Linked DNA regions of Homo sapiens: region 1 is linked to region 2. A link is a loop called in an ENCODE intact Hi-C map of the cell type or tissue named here. Cell type or tissue: mammary epithelial cell. All regions are shown on one strand. Each heading gives the region's core, and the rest is flanking DNA. Links, peaks and the distances in the headings are about the cores only. Region 1 overlaps PRKCA (protein kinase C alpha). Region 2 overlaps PRKCA (protein kinase C alpha).

Region 1 (9,253 bases), core at 365-8,364, 72 kb after region 2:
AAGGTGCTGTTCTCAGCACTTCATGTGAATTATTCCTCAAATTATCCCCAAACTCTCTGAGACTGCGCTGTTACCATTTTGCTTTGTAGCTAAAGAAACAGCTTAGAGAGGTTGAGTAACTCCTCCAAGGCATACTCAGCAGTAGGCAGGACTTGAACCTGCGTTGTGATTTGTGAATTCCCACTTTTAACCACCCTTCACTGCCCATCTACACTGCCTCTTGCACATCTCATATTTTGCCAGATGGGAAAACTCACCAAGGATGAAGCTTCCTTAAGATCTTTTTGAGTATAAATAGGCCATCTGTTGATCTGTGTGTCCATCAGGTTAGGGGCTCTTACCTCAAGCCAACATATGGCAGAAAAGATATGTATTGATGTCTTGTGGGATAGTTAATAAAACACAAATGTGCAGTGCAGCTTCTTTAACCTGCTCCATCTTGGACCCAAATTCCCCCACCCCTGCTGCCAAACAGGCCTCTAACTGATGGGGTGGGTGTCCCCATCAGCTCTGTGCTGGCCCAGCTTCCTTGGGGTTGGCCCTCACCAGAGTAAGGGCACAAAACACAGCTCTCGAGGGGTTCTGCAGACGACCAGAGCCTGAGACCTTTTCTTGGCAGCTGGTGTCAGTTCCCTGTTGGATCTGTCCTTCCCTTCTGAATCCTAGTGGGATCTCCTCACTACCTGGTCACTATCTCTGTTCTCACAACAAGATTTAAACAATTATAGGATATCAGTGCACTGTGAGACCACAAACTCTTCTAGTCCATTCCCCTCCTTCTAATGAGGGGCCCCCACAGCTGTGGGGTTGTATCATCTAAGCCAGACCTCCAGTTTCCTTTTCACTAAAATACCTACCTTTGAAATAAAAGTGAAAACTTACATCAAAACAGCATCATGCCTGGAACATACTGAATGGACAGCATTTCCTTTCTTTCCCCTCCTTATTCTCCTGATTATTAATTATTTGCCTGACTTTGGATAGCTATTGGCTTCTGTCCTCTGATATTAATGTACTCATAATTTCTGTTTCTTACCTGGTTTTGGACTAATTGCTCTATTTTTATTTTTATTTTTTGGCACATGCTCTGCCTCTCCAATTCTGACATTTCTTGCAGTCCTCTCAGCATATTTCTGATCACAGTCCCAAATGACATTGAGAAGCCCTGATAGGAAAATGCTGTGTAAGAAATATGAGTTATTTGTCTGTGTGACTAGAACTTTCCTGGTGTAAGTTCAGAACTTTCCAGAACTTCCCTGAACTTTACTCTGTCCGGTTCAGACCATCTGAATGCAGATGTCTGACTTGGGGATAGATCCTCCACTGATCAATCATTCAGAGAAAAGCCACAGAAAACACACAAGATTAGAAAAATAAAACCCACATGGAAAGGCTTTAGTGAGGTTACAGCATAGATTATGCAGTCTGGGAAAAGAAGGATAATGCAGATTAAAATATCTGAAATATTAGAATAGCATAAATGTAGTTAACTTCGGAGCCGGAAGACCAGGGTTGAATCTTGGCTTCTTCCCTTACTGGCCATGTAACCTTGGGCTTCTTGCTTAACCCCTCTGAGCTGCAGAAGGGGGGATGCTGCTGTTGATGTCATCATCACCAATGGCAGCAGTAGAAGCTATCAATGATGGTGGTTATCACTTTTATTACCATTGTTTTTAGTAAGGAGAGCTAACGAGACAGGCTCCAACTGCTCTTCTCCCGTGGGAATTGCAGTTTTCTGCAGTGGATCCTGTGACAGATTCCTGTGGATTCCTGGGACAGACTTAGCCACCTGTCCTTTCTTCTATCCTCCTGTACTCATCAGATTGAGCACCATGTGGGTCCAGTCCCTGAGATGAGTGCTTGATAGATAGAGGTGAACGATGGGGGCTTGGTCTTACAGAGCTGACCTGTAAAATCCTCTCCACCATATCCAGTGCATACAGCTGGGCATTCTTTGTGTAGATCACCCCAGTTATTAGAACCTCTATTTCAGTAATTCACTCTCTGGGCTCTAGTTCTTCCTTGTGAATTTTACTCTCAGGGAAGCCCCGACTGTGCTCCTGAAGCTGTTTTTATTTGTAGTAATTTAGCATGCGTCCAGGAATTGAGGACTCTTGCCTACCCAAAATCAGAGGTGGGGAGGAAAACCACGGTATTTCAGTCCTTTTGTTCTTTTTGAGGTCTGTAATTCACCAAAGCCAGGTCCACCAAAGTAAATTATTACCATAATTTATGGTGAGAATTATTTGGGGCCACAGATGTCAAGTGGAAGCTTGCAGGTAAGTATGATTGAGAAAGTACAAAATTTTGAAATGAACTCTAACCTTATGAGTCTGTTGCTCTAAGGATCTAAGGATATTAGGAGGTAGTGTTAAGAATCACAACTGCATTGTTAAACGCCAAGTGTTCTTTGTGATTTGATTGAAACTGTAGTTGGGATTCTTCAGGTTCCATATGTGGGGCAACATTTAAATATTAACATTCTTGGGAAGATTTTGTATAGACAGCTTTCTCTGTCATCCGAATGCCGTGTGGTCTTCAGAGCATGTCATAAGAAAAGTCATGAGACACAAATCTGATGGAACTTTCTTTAGCATATGTTTAAGACTTGTCATCTTCCCATCTCATCTTTGCAGTAGAAAAATACCAACGTTTCCCTGAACAAAATAGAAGTATTTTCCACTTCCCCATTTCTGAAGCTCCTAGACGTTTTATATTTCTTTTGAGTAAGAGATTGCTTTGTATCCAGGAGCCTTTGCATGGTGCCTTTTCTTTTACTGGTTTGTTTATTTGGGAGATGGAGTCTTGCTCTGTCACCCAGGCTGGAGTGCATTGGCATGATCTCGGCTCACTGCAATCTCCACCTCCTGGGTTTAAGGGGTTCTCGTGCCTCAGCTTCCCGAGTGGCTGGGATTACAGGTTCACGCCACCATGCCCAGCTAATTTTTTGTATTTTTAGTAGAGACAGGGTTTTACCATGTTGCCTAAGCTGGTCTCCTGAGCTCAGGCAATCTGCCCGCCTCTGCCTCCCAAACTGCTAGAATTACAGGCGTGAGCCACCACCACGCCTGACTCCTTTTCTTTTTCTTGATGTTACTGAAGACTTTATTTTGGAAGTAGTGAGGGCCCAGAGCTGATCCCTTCTGGAGATGTGTCACAGGGTAAAGAATGTGGCTTTGAAACTCCAACTCTGTCACTTAAAGCTGTGCCTCTTTCAGAGTTACTTAACCACTCTGAACCTTAGTTTCCTCTTCTGCAAAATGGGAGACTAGCAACCTGCCACCCAACTGACTGCTCTGGGCTATTTATGAGACAGTCTCTGCTCTCGGGAGACATCCCTCTTTGGCTTATTCATCCTCACTCATCTGCGTTGGAGAGATGCACTTGGTGCCTCTCCTGCAGAAGGGGTGTTAGGAGGCTGTTGCGTTTGTCACCAGGGAGGTGATGTTTTCCCCATTGGGAACCCTAGGCCAGCAAACTTCGAGAAGTGTCTGTGGCAGCTTGAATGCTGCTATTTAAGAGTTGATAAAGAGGCAGCTTGGAGAAAACCTCAAGCTTATTTGGTTGAGTGGGGTGGCTGTGTGAGAATTAAGTAATGAGTAGACCTGAAGCATCTGGTGGGATCTCCAGCAGTTAGTAAATGGCAGCTGTTTTTATTCTCATCCCTTGTGGGCAGTACTGTCCAGTTCCAGTGATGGGCATTAGTGGCATTTGGGATTTGAGGATAACCTTCATAGGTTGGAATGAGTACCGTAGCAAAACAGAATTCTGCTCTTAGCCAGAAAGCATTCCAGTTAGCAAACTACCTGACAGTGTAATGTGCCCAGAGGACCCAGGAGGGCCATCCCAGGGAGAACAGCATCGCCATTTCTGCTGACCACATGCTGTCTCCTGAGCCCCGGTATCTGAGGCCCTCATCGAAGGCATAGGCATATTAACAGTTATGCTGCCAGACTTTTATCAGCAGTCTGTACTTCTCCTTTTATCTTCGGAACTGTGATGAAAAGAACAGTCCACTCCCTTCTGATCTCAACACTTACCAAAGCTCATCTGTTCACAGGCAAATGTACTAAAACATTTTTTATTGGAGACTGAGTTTCATGTGTAGACATCATTGTATTTCTGTGTGGTGTCCTCAGATTTTCACTCTTGTTTTTTCCCCAGCTGCCTTTTTTAAAAACTCCTTTGCACTCTTAAACGTCAGGCTGAGTGTATGTGTGTAAATAAACGCTTTGGGTGGAGGATATTGTTCTGCTGTGACAAGCCATCAAGCAGCACAGCAAGAAACAATACTTTTCTAATTTGTGAGTTATTCTTACGTTTCCCTTTTGCAAGGCTAGTTATTTCATTAAATTCATTTAATTTAAGCTTTGAAATCTTTTTTTTTTTTTTGAGATGGAGTCTTGCTCTGTCCTCCAGGCTGGATTGCAGTGGCGTGATCTCGGCTCACTGCAAGCTCCGCCTCTCAGGTTCACGCCATTCTCCTGCCTCAGCCTCCTGAGTAGCTGGGACTACAGGCGCCCGCCACCACATCCAGCTAATTTTTTTTTATTTTTAGTAGAGATGGGGTTTCACTGTGTTAGCCAGGATAGTCTCGATCACCTGATTTGTGATCTGCCCGCCTTGGCCTCCCAAAGTTCTGGGATTACAGGCGTAAGCACCGCGCCCGGCCTAAGGTTTCAATCTTAATAAGAATGGCTAACTTTTAGATGAGAGTTTTACATCAGAAAACCTCATCGTACCCAGAGAGATGCTTCTTTAATTCAGATTTGAAGGGATGAGTTTCCTTGTTCTGGATTAAACAGCTCACTCAGACACACCAAATGAATGCAGTGTGCAGTCCTAGGTGGCACCAATCACAGAAGAGTGAAAAGCATAAAACAGTTTTAGAAAAGGTCACCACACTTAGAAATAGAAATCCACCCTTGCTCACGCAACCCGAGGGATTTGAAAATAATTTCGAAAATCAATTTAAACATGTAGGCCACCCGTCTTTTGGAGAGATGCAGTTGGTGCCTCTCCTGCAGAAGGGGTGTTAGGAGGCTGTTGTGTTTGTTGCCAGGGAGGTGATGTTTTCCCCATTGGGAACCCTAGGCCAGCAAACTTCGGGAAGTGTCTGTGGCAGCTTGAATGCTGCTATTTCAGAGCTGATGAAGAGGCAGCTTGGAGAAAACCTCAAAAATAAATACTCTGATTCATCATTGTTGTTCAGGCTTTCCAGCCGTCAGAGCCAGCCCAGGGTTCTGAGACAAAGGGTAACATTCAGCACAGAGCCCAGCGGAGAGTCTGGAGCCCTGACTGTCTCTAAAAGAGGGGGCGGAGAGGGAGGCAGCTGCCTGCAAACCCTGGAGTGGGGCTTGACGCTGGGGGGACGGCGTGTGCTGGTTTTGCTGCTTTGGGGGTGAGGAGAGGATGAATAATCCAAAGAGGGACGTCTCCCGAGAGCAGGGACCATCTCATAAATAGCCCAGAGCAGTCAGTTGGGTGGCGGGCTGCCGTGCGGGGGCTGCAGTTAGAAGCAGCACTCGGAGTGGAGTGGGGCCTCCCAGCGGGGCCCTGCTGCACTTTGTGAGTGCTCTGTGGTCGAAGGCCAGCTGGGCCTGAAGGCAAAACATCTGGATTTTGCAGAGGGTTCCTAGGCTGAGACGGAATTCAGGCTGTAGGCTCTGTGAGACCTTGTGTGAAACCCCCGGTTCTGTCTCTGTCACTTGTTTGAGTCTCCCATTTCTCTGTCTATCAAAAGATTGAATATGGTGGCTTACAACAGAGGCAGTCGAGGGTAATTATTAGTATCATGGTTTGACCTCGAGATCTGGCACTTCCTGGACCTATTCCGTTGTATATTTCTCTGTGCACTCCCTGAGCCTCCCTTTTCTCAGCTGAGAAAATGGTCACACCTATGGTATCCCACACTGTGGAAAATGACCAAATAAGACAAGGTATGTGCAAGTATTTGGTAGAACCCTACAGAGGTAGGAAGTGGCTGTTACTAGCTGTTTCCACTGGTATTCTCTGGCCATCTCAGAGCTGTTTAGGGACCATTCCAGCTACAGGGGAGGGCAAGATTTAGAGTAGACTCTCAAATGAGTCTATCTGATTCTTTGGAAGCACGAGCTCTAGTAAGATAGTTTGAACAAAGATGTGACCATGAGGGGTTTTGTTTTATTTTTTAACTAGATTTTGATATGTTGTGTGCCGCTTCTCCACTGCACAGATTGACCAAGAGTTAGCTGCAGATTGTGGCTCAGTAAGAAGGTCTTGTGGTACGTGCTCCTGCGGCCCCCACCTCAAACTCTTGCCTCTGGTGTTCTTGAAAGAAATGAGGGGACCTTTGCCCGAGCCAAGGGAAAATGCAAGATTTTGGAGGCTTAGCCCCTTTATTGTTTTTTTCCTCTGTTGCTTATATTGATTTCTGCGGCAAAGAGCAGTTGACTGGGATTGAAAGCTACTCTGCTGGTCTTGGATGTGGAAGAAAAAATAATTCCCACTTTCCAAATAGAGGCTCATCCAGAGGCAGCAGATGCCAGAGGCAGCAGATGCTAGCTGCAGTTCTGCAGGCAGGAATTGCACGTGCAAAGCAGAGCTGACGTCCAGTCCACGCCTCATGGCACTTTGGAAGTGCATCTGACACCGTTTGCCTGCCATACACAAGCCACAAAGACTTTTTGAGGCGACAGGTTATGCCAAAAATTAAGTAAAAATGACACAGCTTCAGATGACATTTACATATCTATTTTTGAGGTTTCAGAACATGTGCCCTATAAAAATGTACAACTGCATTGTTTAAAACTCTTCTGAGTCTCTGAGGATTTTCTATCAGTGCATGCCTCTCAGTTATCACTTAAATGTCAAGGCCCTAAGCTTGTATGAGCCCCTAAAATGTTTTTGAGCCCCACAGTAAATTTTTGGCTGACCACATTTGTTCTATGTAAGGCTGATAACAAGCCACCACGTGGAATCTCACAGTGGGACTTTAGTATCAGGCAATTGCAGAGTCCTGAAGCTCGTGTTGCGGTTATTATGGTTCTATATAAAGCCCCAGGGGAGAAAGTCATTTCATGCTTTTAAAATTACTAGTTAATGTTTAAGGAGTTTATACGGAGTGGACTGAGCCAAGCATTTTCCCCTTAACTTTAAAATTATTACAGAGAGGCCTTAAGAAACTGTTCTGTATTAGATGGTGATTAAAATATGACCTTTTTCTTTCTTTATGCTTAGGATTTTCACGATGTGGTTTGCAATTAATTTGTATGTGCACAGTCTTTGTGCTAGTTTCTGTGGACATACAGTGGTGCTACTTGGCCTTAAGAGCTTCCTGTGTGTGGTTGGGAGATAGGCAGTTAGTAAGCCATGTGTGCTGTGAGAAAACCCAGAGCATAGAAGTCGCACATGAGAGTACCAGGTGCTGAGTACCATGGGGGTGAGAGCAAGGAGGGATTATTTCTGCCCCAAGAAGGCTTCTTGGGAAATAGAGCAGTTATGAAGGACCTGGAAAGATGTTCCAATAAGACTTGGGTGAGGAGACACAATAGTCCCAAGTAGGGAGGGCAGAGCACCCTGAGTAGAGGTGTGGTGTCAGGAAGTGTGAGAATTCTTCAGAGACTGATAGTCGGAAGGGATTCCTCTGCAAAGGCCTGTGGAAGGATATGAAGGTTGGAAAGACAAGTGGGAGCCATTGGGGAGTCTCAACAAATGTGTATTGTATTGTGTGTGTTTCACTTGGAAAATTATCTTGCTATTAATGAGAAAGTACAGATTAATGCTTTTTTTGTTTTACTGGATTCAAATTATATTTGACAAGTCATTTCATTCTAGTGTATGCATGTGATTTTCTTGGAACGAGGGTAACATTTTAAAGATAGGATTTGATGAGTCAATGAGGTATTTTTCAAGTAGATTACTTAGAAAATGTTATAGTCATAAAATATCTTGGAGTTACAGTTAAGAGTCAATTATTGTTTCATCTATAGGCATCCAATTAAAGTTGAATTATGCTGTTATTTTCACTCAATTTCCAAAGCTATGCACTTCCGTAATTTCTATCCTTGTTTATAGTCAGTATAATGTTTAATGCAATGTGCCTGATTTAGCACTTTGTGTTATAAATTTTGCCTGATAAATAATCAACTTATTTTCTTCCGTATGACGACAGTTTTCTTCACAGTGAATGGAGCTTAGTGTATTTATATAAAATGTAAGTCTGGGAGAGTTTCCATTATAGTTCAAGTATATTTAATGTTCAAAAGAATGCAGTATTTGTGGTTTCCTGGCATTCTTTGAATACCATGTGGCTCTTCTCTCTTCCTTCTCACCAAAACCCTAGTCATTTTATTATTTATATAATGAGATACTGTAAGATACTAAAACATAAGTTATTGTGAGGTCTGGCTTTTGATGCTATGAAGTACCCTTTGTTATTTGAGACTAATGAAATGAAATCAGTGAGTTCCAGCTTGTCTACTAGTATGTTGCTTGAAACAATTACATTCTTTTGAACATTAAATTTATATATTTGAACTATAAGGAAACTCTCCCAGACTTGTATTTTATATACTCTAAGCTCCATTGACCATGCAGAAATCTGTCAGCATATGAGAGGAACAAGCGGATTATTTATCAGGCAGATTTTATAATGCAGAAATACGAAGCAACATAGTGCTGTGGTGAAGACAGAATTGAACATTGTTAGACACTTAGCAATCCCAAGAGGCATCATGAAGTCCATGTACCCTACACCATAGAAAAGGCTACACCCCAAAGTTCTGGAACAAGCCTGGTTTGCTGGCTTTCTGGTGTCAAATGTCAGAAGCAGAAAATGGGAGGATGGTAAAACAGTAGACTCAGTGAGAGCAGGACTGAACTTCAGCAGGCCCCATAATTGTACAGAAACAAGATTGCTAGGCTGGGTGCTGTGGCTCACGCCTGTAATCCCAGCACTTTGGGAGGCCAAGGCAGGCAGATCACTTGAGGTCAGGAGTTCGAGACCAGCCTGGCCGACTTGGTGAAACCCTGACTGTACTAAAAAAAATACAAAAATTAGCCACGTGTGGTGGTGCACACCTGTAGTCCCTGCTACTGGGGTGGTGGGGGGAGCTGAGGCAGGAGAATCGCTGGAACCCGGGAGGTGGAGACTGCAGTGAGCCAAGATCAGACCACTGCACTGCAGCCTGGGCGACACAGCGAGACCCCATCTCAAACAACAACTACAAAAGATTTCTCATGGCCACTTAGTTTAGGAAGAAGACCCCCATGT
Region 2 (9,253 bases), core at 606-8,605:
TATTGTATAAGAAAGCAAGGTACTTATTTATTTTTACAACCTTACATCTAGTTTCTGTGAACGTTTTCATTGTATAAATTTGTTTCTTTCTCAAAATAGATAAAAGACACCAACCATCTTTTTTAATCTACTGAAGCACATGAATAGTGCTTATGTCCATTTTAGGATACTTTTTTGTAAGCCATGATATAGGTCTTCCCCACCAATGGTGGCAGCTTCTTTAGAGGCAATTTACAAAAACACGAACACCCCTACCTCCCACCTATGGTTTTTGCTTTCTATAAAAATGTTGAATATGTCATAGCTAAGAGGAATGAAATGTCCTCCTGCAGAGAATAAGAATCTCTTATTAAAAGTAGCCCAGAAGTTTACTGTTGGTGCTTAGAAAATAATTGAAGGATGTGGAAGAAGAATTACAAAGACATGCACACACATGCACGTGCACACATGCAAACACACACACACACACACACACACACACACACACACACACATTTATGAGTCACTGACTGGCAATCATAATAAATTATTTCCCCAGAATCAATTGTAAGCCTGCAGACTCCAGAGAGGTTGGCTTACCCGGCCTGGAGCAGTGCTGGGTGGAGTTGTTTACTCTCCTGTGGCAGCCTTAGGGCTCTTGAGGTATATGTGCGCTCTTAGTCCTCTGTTATCTTCTGTCACCGGGAGACAGGCAACATGTGCACCAGAAACTGCTGCCATGCCTGTCGCCCTGTATAATGTGCAGTTTTTGCTGACTTTTCTCTGAAACCGTAAGAAAAGATCTAGTGACTAGCTGAGTCACTTGAACTATGTGAGTTAAGTCACTTGAACTACACGAGTTAACTGAGCAAACTTGCAGCTACCCAGGAATTTGATTTTGTATGGTGAAATTCTTAGCCTTGATTCTGTGTTTTTTTTTTTTTAAATTTTTTTATTTTTTTGAGACGAAGTTTTGCTCTGTCGCCCAAGCTGGAGTGCAGTGGCATGATCTCGGCTCACTGCAACCTCCGCCTCCCAAGCTCAAGCGATTCTCCTGCCTCAGCCTCCCAAGTAGCTGAGATTACAGGCATGTGCCACCATGCCCAGCTAATTTTTTGTATTTTTAGTAGAGATGGGGTTTCACCATGTTAGCCAGGTTGGTCTCGATCTCCTGACCTCATGATCTGCCTGCCTTGGCCTCCCAAAGTGCTGGGATTGCAGGCATGAGCCACTGTGCCCAGCTAGTTTGTTTGTTTTGTTTTTTTAATTTATTTTTTAGAGCAGTTTTAGGTTCCCAGCAAAACTGAGCAGAAGATACAGAGATTTCCCATGTACCTCATTTCTCTGTGCCTGCACAGCATCCCCACTGTCATCATCCCTCACCAGAGTGGTCCATTCATTGCAGTTGATTAAGCTGCATTGACATTATTATCACCCAAAGTCCACAGTTTATGGAAGAGTTCATTCTTGGTGTATCTTCTGTGAGTTGTGACAAATGTATCATCATATACAGCTACTATTCTAGTATCATGCAAGGTATATTTTCACTGCCCTAAAGATCTTCTATGCTCCACCAATAGAAGATCCCTTTTTCTTCCAACCCTTAGCATCCATTGATCCTTCTATTGTCTCCATGGTTTTGCCTTTTTCAGGATGTCATGTATTTGGAATCCTGCAGCATGTAACCTTTTCAGATTGGCTTCTTACACTTAGCAATATGCATTTATGTTTTTTCTATGTCTTTTCGTGGCTGGATGGCTCATTTCTGTTTAGTGCTAAATAAGATTCTATCATCTGGATGCACCGCAGTTTATCCATTCACCTACTGAAGGGCGTCTGGGTTGCTTTCAAGTTTGGGGCAATTATGAAGAAGGCTGCCATAAACATCCGTGTGCAGGTTTTCATACATTTTAAACTCATTTGGGTAAATATATGACCCACTGCAATTGTGGGGTAAAATGGAAAGAATATGTTTAGTTTTTTAAGAAACTGCCAAACTGTCTTCCAAAGTGGCTGTACCATTTTGCTTGCCCTCCAGCAATGAATGAGAGATCTCATTGGTCCACATCCTTGTCAGCGTTTGGTGTTGTCAGTGTTTTGGATTTTGGCCATTCTAATAGGTGTGTAGTGGTATCTCATTGCTTTAATTTGCAGATCCCTAATGACATATTATATTGAGCATCTTTTCACATGCATATTTGCCATCTGTACATCTTCTTTGGTGAGATATCTGGTCTTGTGCCCATTTTTAATTGGGCTGTTTGTTTTCCTATTGCTGAATTTTAAGAGTTATTTGTATATTTTGTATAATACTTCTTTATCAGATTTATTTTTTGCAATATTTTCTCCCAGCCTATAATATCTTCTGATTCTTTTGACAGTGTCTTTTGCAGAGCAGAAGTTTTTAATTATAATGAAATCCAGCTTACCAATTATTTTTTCATGGATTGCTCCTTTGGCCTTTGGTATTGTATCTAAAACGTTATTGCCAAACCCAAGGTCATCTAGATCTTTCTCCTTTGTTATTTTGTAGAGTTTTACAATTTTGTGTTTTGGTTTTTTTAATTAAATACAAAGGGATTGGTGGTTTTTGTTTCTTGGTAGAAACATAGTTTGTTTCTTTACCAGTGACATAAGCAATAACTTAAGTAAATAAATGAATGACTAGGAAACTCTTTGACTAGGCCAACCCCCATAGCCTTAATAACCACAACTTAACATTTGCAGAATAGGAAGGACTAATCCTTTAATTTATCTTTTATGTCTATCCAGAACTTTAGTCCTATGAGCTGTTTTGTAAACGAGATTTGTTTTGTGGGAAAGGGAATTTTGTTTCAAGACTTCCCTAAGAAACTGATAGCATCGGGTAATTCTTAAATTTGACTTATCATAATGGTATATCTGGAAGGAATTTGTCAACTGATATGTTATAATTATTTTTTAATTTTTTTTAATTTTTGAGATAGGTCTTACTCTCTTGCCCAGACTGGAGTGCAGTGGTGTGATCATGGTTCACAGCAGCCTCAAACTCCTGGGCTCAAGAGATCCTCCCACCTCAGTCTCCTGAGTAGCTGGGACTAAAGGCATGTGCCACCATGCCTGGCTAGTTAATTTTTTTTTTTTTTTAAGTAGAGATGAAGTCTTGCTGTGTTGTCCAAGCTGGTCTCACACTCCTGAGCTTGAGCAGTCCTCCCACCTTGGCCCCTCAAAAGTGTTGAGATTACAGAGGGGAGCCACTGTGCCTGGCCTGATATGTTTTAATTCTAACAGTAGATCTGCATAGAGAGAAAAGTTGGTATTATGAACAAAGGTAGCTTTAATTCGAAGAGACAACCATCCCCATTCCACAACCTCTTTCCACCCAAGCAAGGAAATTTATTGAGGCCAGTAACATTTTAAATGCTTTTTGGAGTTGTTTATTTGCATGTACTTTCTTTCTTATTGTGTAAGATTTGACTTTTTTTTTTAAAGGAGTTTCTTCACATGGATAACTCAGTTTGTATAGCCTAATGTAATCTCAGCAATAAGTCAAAAGCTGTTCTTCTGTAGGGCTATATAGTTCTCTGACATAGGAAATCATTCTTAGTTCCATTATATTGAGAAGAAACAGAGAAGCATTTTACATCCAAGTGCACCAGCAGCTGTTTTGTTACATAGCTGCTGTGTGCAGAGCCCAATACTGAGAATTTTAAGAAGTCACTGAAATATGTCGAAGCACGAGGATGGGTCTGGATCTCCTCACTCTAGACGCCTGTACCTTTTTTCTGTAGTCGGTGAATGAAATTTTGGAACATGAACTGCACGTGTGGAAAGAATTTGTGTGTGGGTGGAGGAAGCATCTAATGGGAACTGAGCTGGGGGAAGTAGAGCTTGGTCCCAGGTGTCCCAGCTGGAAGAGTTTGAAGCCAGACCCAGGGAGCCCTGCGTTTGAGGCCACCTGCACTGCTCACAAGCCACGGGCCTTGGGAAGCCCTTTCTGGGAACTTGCTTGTGGAGCTGAGATGGGGGTCAGAATTATTCTGCAAAGTGGTTCCCACTGAGCAACAAGTGACTTTCTCTTCCTCCACGTTTTCTTCTCCTTACCTCAAAATGGAAGAAACTTCTTGGCAAAATACCATTTAACATAATTTGGCCACACTGAACATTTAAAAATAATCAAAGATGGAGTCTGTGCTGTTAAGAATTGATAAGTATTCCACATAAAATCTAAACATCGTTCTTTTCTTTATTAAATTTTTGGTGTAATGCACAAAAACTTGAAACTTCAGCTTTTAATAAAATTGACTTTATTTCTAAAGAGAAGTGGGAATAACAGTGGTGCTAAGATTAGCAGTAAAAGCCTTTAACCTGCGAATTCCTTCACGCTGGGGTCAAAGAAGGGAAGTCCACGTGGATGTTTGACTTGTGACCTCTTCCTTCATTTAAAAAAAAAAAAGACTTAAATTACTCATGCCCTCAGTTTAAATTTGTGACTGGCATTTGAAACTATGGAATGATTCACTTTTCCTTGTAGCAAGAAAATTTGAAAATGAAAGCAAAATGATGCTCATATTCAAACTGAACCTACTATGAAAAGATGTTTGCTGATGGCTTCGTTGCCCTGCAAACACACACGACAGAGATGGCTGTTGTTCAACACATTATTTTCCTCTTCCTCTGAGCATCTTAGAGAGGGATGACTGTGCATGTTGCCTCATGCGCAGGAGGTGGTGTGCAAAGATCTTTTGGTTTGTATCGTGGCTTACAGGCTCTCATTTAGGCCATGGCATGGTACATTCCAATACCATGAGTGGTTAAATCTCAGGAATTCCAAAGTGTATGAACGGAGTGATGTCAGCTGTACTCTCATTTCATGCTATGTAGCCAGATGTCGTGTAGCTAACCTCAGCAGTTACTATACATAATGTGCTATAACTGGCTGATTTAAGGTAAACTGCCTCAGTTTCCTCATCTGTAAATGATGGCTTTTGACTAAATAATAGCTTAGTTTTCATTGTGAACAAAATGCTTGTTTAGCTGGGCAAACACATTTTTTTTTGCAGAAAAACAGCCCTATCACCAATAGTACCTGCTCTAGTGCTTTTAAAAATTAGAATGAAATTTTGTTTGTACATTTTTGTTTGTTTTTGACAGTCTCACTGTGTCACCCAGGCTGGAGTGCAGTGGCACCATCTTGGCTCACCACAGCCTCAAACTCCTGGGCTCAAGCGATCCTCCTGCTTCAACCTCCTGAGTAGCTGGGACCACAGGTGCATGCTAGTATGCCTAGCTAATTTTTTAATTTTTTGTGGAGATGGGGTCTCACTATGTTGCTCAGGCTTGTCTTGAACTTCTGGGCTCAAGCGATCCCCACGCCTTGGCCTTCCAAAGTGCTAGGATTACAGGTATGAGCCACTGCGTCTGGCCTTGGTTGTACTTAAAAAACAAAAACAAAAAATTAAAAAAAAAAACAACAGAAAACTTTTCATGGCTCCCAGGAGCATTTATATGACTAACAAGTTATCTTTCCTTGCTGATAGTTCCACTTTCCTCGTGTTTGACAGAAATGACTCTTAGTTTAGGAACTCCTCATTAGCTGTTTCCAGGAGCAGTGGGGTATCATTTTGATGCTTCTTTATTTCTTCTATGCAACTAAAATACAAAGTGAAGATACGATGTCTCTGAAATGATAAAGCTACATTTGTCAAAAAGCACATATTTTCCATTCGACATTTTGGCTTAAAGAAATGAAAACTACAGAATGACTTTTTCCTTTATCTGGGTCTGTGCTGTGTATTTACCTATTTAAAAAGATATACAGGTGAAAAATATTTTTTGAAATGAACTTGTCTGAATCAAGATGCACACTCTTGCAGCAACATCACAGGGTGTCTCTGTCACTGAGGACTCTGTCCTCATTTGTGTGGGCTGACTGGGTCGCTGGCTGTGGGAGGCACACATTTGCTATCTTGGTGCAGCAGTTTGTAGTCAGCTGACTGACTTGTTCCTGCACATGCATTTTTTTTCCTGGCAAGTCATAATTCATGTTTTTCCTAAGGTCCAACCCTATTATAACTGACAGATCCTATCTGGCTGAGAAACATGGGCACCCTTCTGTTTTTGCCTCTTGTTCCCAACATATTTGTATGCTTTTCAATAGGAAGCTGACCTGGAGTAAATGCCCAGGGTTGTCTGAGGTCTCTAAATGGAAGGTGTGGTCTGAAACCAGCTAACTATGGCAGCATTAGGGCAAGAGCGCACAGGTAAAGGACTTCTGAAGGAGGGTGGAGGGTGGGAAAGTGGGAGGGGCGAGAGCTAACATGAATGAAACTGAAGAGAAACAGAAGTTGTGGCTGGCATGCAGGAGAAACCCAGATTCCCATTCACCACTTCCTCTCACCTCCAGAAATTACCCATCATTCCTCTCTATTTTGCAATCCTCTCTATTTCCCCTGAAGGTTCTGCTTTGAATGCTGTCTTCCCAGCAGAAATGTTGAAGGGAAGTAGCTCAGCCCAGTTCCCTTCTGGGCCACCACTTTCAACTGTAGACTTTCTAGTCAGAGCCAAGAAGGCCATGGACTCTGAGAATGGCATTTAAAGTCTCTGCCGGGCTCCACTTAGTTCCCCTTCCCCTACAGATGCCTTATTCCCTCGAAATGCAAACGAGGCTCCATGGCCACAGTTTCCTTCCTCTTTCTGTCCACATTCCAGTCGTTCACCATCTCGAGAACACTGGGGCACCCTCCTCTACCCCCAGCCAGAGCTGTCATTTAGTTGTGATCCACAAATCTGCTAAAGAGAAAGGTGCCCTGCTATCATTTTGCAAAGGCTTGCTTGGAACACATTCCTGCCATTCTTTTTTGCTGCTCTGTAGCCTGAGTGATTATTTGTTTAGTGTAGGAGTAAATATGAGGGGTGCTGTGTTTCTTAAAAACAAAACAAAACAAAACTTTTAGTGACATATGCTCATTGGGGGAAATAAGATAGAAATAAATAATATTGAAAACAAACACCCGTCAATCACGTGACAACCACAATATAGCACTTTGGTGAAAATGGTCTTAATTTAAAAAAGAAAGTCCATCTTTCTAGGTATCTGAGCAATTCATTACTATTCTATGTAATTTTTGTGGGTTTATAATTAATTTTGTAGATTGGGATTTACTAGCATGTGATACCTTGTAAAGGACATTTTACATTAAATTATCTTCCTCCCTAGCACATTGCCTAATTCTGTCACTTGTATTATTGAGGAAACATTTGCAAGTAGGACAAAAAGCTGTCTGCAAATACTTAAGCTTTGAGTTGTTTTTTTCTGAAGTGCGAACACAATCAATTGGGTTAAGTCTCCCAGCCCCTAAGTGGGGGTATTTATGTTTTTTTTAGGAGAGAAACTTTGGAAGTAAATCAGAAGTACCCAGGGCCAATGGCCAGAGTCTTAGAGGAAACATAAACCTCTAGGATCCAGTGAGTATCCACAAACTTAGAGCACTGCGAAGGAAACAGTTGGGTTAGCGTTTTATTAGGAAGGTCAGAGATGATTTAGAAAGTTAACCCTTCCAAGGGGTAATTACCCCCAATATGTGTCCGTTGTGGCATGCTGTGTACATTCACTACTTTTTTTTTTAGTGGGAAAATAACAACATGACTTGGCTGCATGTCCCAGGAAGAGGCCACAGAAATGAAACCTCAGGGTCACATGAAGGAGATTCCCCTGACATATTTCAGAGCTGATGCTTAATGGACCTGAACCAGTTTGCTTTTTTTTTTTTTTTTTTTTTTAAAAGACAGAGTTTTGCTCTTTGGCCCAGGCTGGAGTCAAGTGGCACAATCTCGGTTCACTGTAACCTCTGCCACCCCCCCTCCCCAACCCCCACCCCCGCCAACCTGGTTCAAGCGATTCTCCTGCCTCAGCCTCTCACGTAGCTGGGATTACAGGCACCCCCCGCCACCATGCCCGTCTATTTTTGTATTTTTAGTAGAAACGGGGTTTCACCATGTTGGCCAGGCTGGTCTCGAACTCCTGACCTCAGGTGATCCACCCGCCTCGGCCTCCCAAAGTGCTGGGATTACAGGCTTGAGTCACCGCGCCCGGCCCCAGTTTGCATTTTTTACAGGGCAGAGACTGAAGGGCACTTAGAGCTACCTGGCCCGGCCTGGCTTTAGGGACCTGATCTGTGCAGATATGGTAATTCCCCACGTGTCAATGCAGTTCAGACTTAAAGGGCACAGTCAGCCCTTCGTTTCAATACCAAGAATTGCCCTTTTGAAAGGGTCTTGAAGGACTTGACATTCTAGGATTTAATTATTAGGGGGACGAGCAGAGGCAATGAGATGCAACTCTGAAACAAATGTTTAACCACTTGAGTCAAAGAGGAAACAGAGTGAATTAAAACTTGAAAAGTGATCTTCAAATCGGCTTCCGCCCTTGTAGGCTGATTAGACGACAACTAGCATCTCCAACTAAGAGTGTGTATAATTAGAAAGCCCTCTAGGTTATATCTCAAGTGAGAAAAGAAATATGCCCTTTTCTTAGCCTTTCCTTATTTTTGGCCTGTATTTGGGAACTTTTTTTTTTTTTTAGTTTAGTTTTTTTTTTAATTGTACTTCTACAAAGTGCTCTGCAAGTTGCATGAGAATACATACAAGAGCTTTAGCTTCATTTAGGACATATTCTCTCATTCCTGAAACTTCAGATTAATTTAGCATTTGATGACCTAATATTGCATTTCCTCAATTTTGTTCTATAAGTAGCATTCATCAGAGCAAAGTTTATTTTATGTTGGTGGCATTCAGTAAGTGATACATCACAAAGAAAGATTGGATACTCTTGCATATCAAATATACTTTGAACTGTGTTCTCTGGCAATGCCATAGATTTTAACTGCAACTGACAACTTGTACTTCTAAGAGAGCATTTATCATTGTTGGATGTGCGTTGTGTCTGTCTGCTAATTAGCTTGTGAAGTCCCTCAGGTTATTCATCTCATAGAGGCCAGTGTCTGGCACAGAATAGGTAACCACTGAAGGTATCCTGAGTGGAATTGAGTTGCAACAGTGTGTTATAGACAGTATAGTCCACAAGGAAAAGTAGTCATCACTGAGCAGAACTGCATTTTGCAGCCCTCCATGATTTTAGGGGAGAGCAAATGTAAAACACATTTTCAAACAGGTGAGTCTGACTAATTTGGAAAATTGAATGGACTGTTTTCTAATTTTTTTTTTTTTTTTTTGCATCTGGGATATAAAGCAACAGTGAAAGTTACTTTTTAAAAATGGGCTGAAGAGTGAGAAA

The links. A loop is a pair of places that touch in the nucleus more often than their neighbours do. Peaks named below come from ENCODE experiments on the same cell type or tissue, not always from the same donor. Only the 100,000 strongest peaks of a DNase experiment are listed, where the experiment ranks them.
Region 1: a loop joins it to region 2, with 2.5 times the contacts of the local background. A loop is called at or near these places in 9 of 110 quality-filtered maps.

Annotation. Positions count from the first base shown.
Region 1 is chr17:66,535,030-66,544,282 of GRCh38, forward strand. The region is part of intron 3 of PRKCA (protein kinase C alpha); the gene reads left to right. Among named protein-coding and RNA genes, the nearest start is that of PRKCA-AS1, 120 kb to the left of the region's middle. RefSeq lists a silencer at 7,402-7,451. In mammary epithelial cell, for the core only: no CTCF peak of the experiment used is centred there; DNase peaks (open chromatin) are centred at 5,252, 7,052 and 7,352; H3K4me3 peaks cover 243 bases; H3K27ac peaks cover 2,793 bases.
Region 2 is chr17:66,462,473-66,471,725 of GRCh38, forward strand. The region is part of intron 2 of PRKCA (protein kinase C alpha); the gene reads left to right. Among named protein-coding and RNA genes, the nearest start is that of PRKCA-AS1, 50 kb to the left of the region's middle. RefSeq lists silencers at 579-873, 4,539-4,833. In mammary epithelial cell, for the core only: no CTCF peak of the experiment used is centred there; DNase peaks (open chromatin) are centred at 4,719 and 6,279; H3K27ac peaks cover 3,278 bases.